Linked DNA regions of Homo sapiens: region 2 is linked to region 1. Evidence: chromatin loops called from intact Hi-C (ENCODE). Cell type or tissue: sigmoid colon. All regions are shown on one strand.

Region 1 (2,500 bases):
GGTATCATGAGCATAAAGATGGAGACAATTGACACTGGGGACTCAAAAATAGGGGAGGGAGTGAGGGAGGCAAGGATTGAAAAACTACCTATTGGTTACTATGCTCACTATATGGGTGATGGGTAAATAGAAGCCCAAACCCCAGCATTGGACAATATACTCATGTAACAAACCTACATATGTACCTTCTGAATCTAAAATGAAAGGAACAATAGGTAGAGTTTGATTAGGCAGAAACATTTCAGTCTGTCCTGGAAGATTTCTGAAAAGAGGGTCTATGTCTGTCCTCTTACCCCTCTCCATTCATATCTCTATTGCAGCAATTATTTTCTCCTGGTGAACCACATGCAACCATTTCCAGAGATCTTATGGCAGGCAGAAGTATAAGAAACGTGATGACACAGAGTCTTGGACTAAGAGGCGAACTGTGGGGTTGGGGGGGTTTTCCAGCCATGTGATCTTGGCCATGTCACCTAACCTCTCTGAGCCTCAGTTTTCTCACTTGAAGAAATGGCACAACAATAATTTCTCTGCCTCCTTCTCAGGACTACATGGAGTTTAAATGAGAAAAAGTGATGATGTAGAAATGCTCTTGCTGGCCCATAAAGTACTATACAGCCACCAGAGGCTGGCAGGCACTCCTCTCTAAAAGTAGGCAACAAAAAAGAGACATGTCTTGTAGAGATTTTAGAAATTACCTTACCCAATCCTTAAATTTTGCAGATTAGAGAAACCAAGGATCATGGTAGTTAATGAACATCTATGAGAACACACTACTAGAGTGTGGCAGAACCTACTTCCCTAGTTTCTAGACTCTCAGTGTTCTTTCTACCATGCACTATTTGTTGAACCATGGCATTGCATCAGTACTAAAGGAAAACTGCATTGAAGGGAAGAAACCTGAAAAAAATGCCTCCGAGTTTAACTTCAGATGTGCAATTAGTGCCTTGGTCCCAGCTGATGCCTTGATTCTGTTTGCTCCGGAAATAGTATTTTAGCCAGCACCTGTGAGGTGTCACTACCTCCCACCCCAAGCACTTTCCATGTGGCAAGACAGTAAGACTTATAGCAGACTAAACTGAGAGAGTGTTACCTACTTAAACTGTTTTTCTGACTTAATAAGAATTTTTCATCTACAGCAAGCCATTTTAAAATATTGTCTATACACAGTCACTCTGAATAATAGGTCTGCACACAGTAAATGTCACCTCTCTAAATCACAGGAGACCTTGGCAGCACAGCACAGGAGGCTCCATAACAGTTTAAACTTCAGCCTCCCATTTATTGTGGATGTGTTTATAAATCTCACAGGGCACTCTTCTGCCTCCTGGGAAATCCAAAAACGGTGCCGTTGTTTGTCAGGGTGTCTTGTCCGGGATGTTGAAGTCCTGGCCATCCTTCTTACACCTGGATCCCATTTGGCTCCAAAGTGGGTCAGCCAAGATTGTTGTCAAAGATGCCATTTTCTCCTCCTTAATGACCAGAAAACTCTGTTCCAGCAAAAGTATATGGGGCTTTGAAAACTGGGGGGTTTTCAGAATATATGCGGGAGCTTTCTTTCTTTTCCTTTTTTTTCCCCTTTACCTTGAATAAATGATCTTCTCTACAAAAGAGCTTTGAGTTTCTCACATGAGGGAAGCAAAAGACAGCTTACACAGCAATGGCATTGAAAAACTCCTTAGCCATTCCCATCTGTCTTGGTTAGTATGAATACTTTAGCATTAAGTGGAGAAAAGGAGAATCCATCAATAGTTAATAACTGACCTTAAGATGGGAATTCAAAGTTCACCACAATTACACCCAAGTGTCAGGGAACACACATGGGACACTATCAATATATTTGAGTACAAGAGCCTGGGATGGCAAATTTAAATACCATCAGAGAAAGAACTGAGCATTATTTCATGAGAAAATATTGTTACTATGTCTGCCAGCCCATGCTCAGATACTCAGAACCAAAATTCTCAGGAATAATTGTGGGAGGTAAGCATAATCTAAAAGAGCAAGTAAGAATCAAGCTGAAATTCCATCATGTGGTGAGGTTGTAAACGAAATGTTTCTTAGATTCAAAGGCAGATTGTATTTTAAAGGTGGAAATGAGATTCAGTAAAAGATTAAAAGAAAACATGTTTGTGCTGAGAGACTCAACATGGATTGTCATCAAGGATGTGCAAATTAAAACCACAATGAGTTATCACTACACTGGAATGGCTAAAATTAAAAAGACCATCAACACCAAATGCAAAACAACTAGAATTCTCTCACACACTGTGACACTGCTGGTAGGAGTGTAAAGTGGTACAACCACTGTGGAGAACTACTTTCTAGTCTCTTACAAAGCCAAATGCACACATATTTTATGACCCAAGCATTTCATTTCTGGGTACTTACCTTGAAGAAATGAAAAGTATATGTTCACAAAAAAGACTTGTCCAAGAATGTTCACAGCAGTTTTATTCATAATGGCAAAAATGTGGATGGGAGCCAAATGCCCATCAAA
Region 2 (2,500 bases), 99 kb after region 1:
TCCAAAACTTGGCAGGTCAAAGCAAATGTCACCTTAAGGATATCTTTATGCTCTGACACACTTTTTCTTATTGCAAAAAAAAAAAAAATGCTTAATGTAATTACAGCCCTGCCTGGTTTTTCCAGGCTTAATTCATCCCCATGTCTGGGGAGCCGGAAATGTAACTAGTAAAGAATTCACTAACATGAGAGGCAGGGAATTTGCCAAGAGTTTGTTAATCTGAAGGTTTATTTTTTTATCCAAATATAAAGGGAGTTTGCAAACTGGTTCAGATTAACCAGGTCAAGTTGTATATTTTATTAACTTTAGAACATTTTTTAATCGTTTTCACATTAAAAAATGTACATAGAGTAAGACAGGAGTGGTGGGGGTGAGGGGAGGTTGTCTGCTCAATGAAAGTTATAAGGAGATATGTGTCAGCTGCTTAATTTTCACTTTCTGGCTTCAGCCAGACACAGCTGCACAATATCTACTCTAACTCTAGTCCTTTATGACTTTTACTAACTTCTTATTCAAAAATGTCTTTTATTTATTTCCTAAGGAATCTCACTAAAGAGAGATCCATGGAAAGAACAAAAAACACTTCTGAACACTTCATGCCACAATTACCACCACAGATAAGTCAAAATCTTCAAGATAGTTTGGTTATTAGCTTCAGGCATTTCTGTTAGCCTACTATGTTTTCCAGAGAAGCAAAATTACTTTGTTTTCCCATATATACCACATTATAATGATTGAAATGGCTGCCATAGTTAAAATTCATCTGTGATTTGCCATTGTCCCCAAAATAACATCTAAACACCCTGGCATGAATTCAACTATCTTCATGAATCAGCCTTTCTTTCCCTCTCCACTTACATCCTCCACAATTTGCATGTCTTAAATTCTAACTCCTTACCATACTGAGCTATTGACTGTCCCACGCTTGGCCAGCCTCTCTTGTTTCCAGTCCTTGTACATGCTGTTCCCTCCTTCCTTCTTGCCCCCTCCCCTCCACATTTGGCCTGGCTCACTCCTTATCCACCAGGTCTCCCTTGGGCATCTCCTCCTCCAGAATGCTTTTGTTATCACCTCAAGACAAGGTCTAGCCATCGACCTGTGTGCTTTCATGGTAAAACTTGCCCGGATAACTGATTTTTCATAGTCCTAATCCCATTTTACTGGAAGCATCATACTGTACCTGTGTTCTTTATCAAAATATTGGCCCTTGGAGTTCAGACTGCCTCTGTTTCTCAGTGATATCTCCCAAGGTCTAGCATGGTACCTGGAATATTCTGCCTTCATATAAATTTTGTCAAATGAATAAACTAATAAATGAGTATATAATACATATATCAATTCCATGTCCTGCTGCAAAACCTCACATTAAATTACATGGTTTTGTGAATATATTCAATTACTTTAAGCCCTTCGTATGTTAGCAAGACCCTTTATCTCCACCCCAGCACAAGGCCTTGGACACAGCAAGTGCTCAGAAAGCATTGGATGATTGATTAATTAATAGAAACTCTTTGAGTACAATGAAATCATTGATATCTTTATCATGCAGAGGCTGGGATCACATGGAGCCTAGTCTAACTAACAAATAGTTGTTGCTATTTTGGTCCTGCTGGAATTCTTTATTACTGAAACATTAAAGTTCCCTTTTTTGTGTGTTCCAATTAAGCCAACTTAGACATATGCACCCAGACATTTACTGTCTTGATCAAAAATTGGTTTATCATCAGGAAGAATTTGGTCTAGTAGAGGATAAATTTTAAGAGACCCAGAAAGGCCTAGTTGTTCTTTTATTGCCCTTCTTAAAATCACTATCCTGAAATGTCTTATCAGTTTTACCACTTGAGCTCAGGGCTTTAATCCCCATTAAAATGTTGATAGCCCTGTTAAAGAGGTGACCTTGCTACTTAATCCTCAAGACCCTAGTGCCTGATATCTGCAGCATTACTCCAAGCTCTCTCTAATGCTCTTGGGTGGATTTGTATCTCAGTTAAAATGTCTGGTCTCTTGGAAGGCTAGTTAACTAACCCAGCAGAAGGCTGCTGTGTCTGCAAAGCCATGACCACACATCACCACCCAGCAGAGAGCAGAGTCTTAAGAAAATGAAATTTGGGACAAGTAAGTCAGGAAGGAGTCCATGAGAACTGTTCTGATAAGATATGGTGCTATGGAACTCATGAGCATCTAGAAAGCAGTCTGGAGATACTGATGCCAGGAGTAGAGTTTGATCTTCAAGTGGGCAAAGAATGAAGAAAGGGGAAAGAGAGAGAGAAAAAAAGAAGAACCAAACACAAGTTGCCCAAACTTTACAAACTTTCAACTGTGTCTTGACCAGAGGTTGGCCATATAACAATTCTAACCCTGGAACCACCCTTAGCTAACCTAAAGGTCTCTTAGTATAGACCCTTACTTCAAAGAGTTTGGACATGAAAGAGTGCTCATTGGAAAGAGTGTGGACACAGGAACCAGAAAGATTCAGGCTCCCATTAGGAGTTAAGTAAAT

Evidence for each region. Hi-C counts contacts between places; a loop is a spot of excess contacts. Peaks named below come from ENCODE experiments on the same cell type or tissue, not always from the same donor. Only the 100,000 strongest peaks of a DNase experiment are listed, where the experiment ranks them.
Region 2: a loop joins it to region 1, with 2.4 times the contacts of the local background. A loop is called at or near these places in 1 of 110 quality-filtered maps.

What each region holds. Positions count from the first base shown.
Region 1 is chr2:66,994,580-66,997,079 of GRCh38, reverse strand. All of the region lies in intron 1 of LOC105374785 (a long non-coding RNA gene), which reads left to right. Among named protein-coding and RNA genes, the nearest start is that of LINC01628, 73 kb to the right of the region's middle. RefSeq lists an enhancer at 781-2,381. In sigmoid colon, no CTCF peak of the experiment used is centred here; a DNase peak (open chromatin) is centred at 1,279.
Region 2 is chr2:66,895,744-66,898,243 of GRCh38, reverse strand. No RefSeq gene overlaps it. Among named protein-coding and RNA genes, the nearest start is that of LINC01799, 7.4 kb to the left of the region's middle. In sigmoid colon, no CTCF peak of the experiment used is centred here; DNase peaks (open chromatin) are centred at 403 and 963.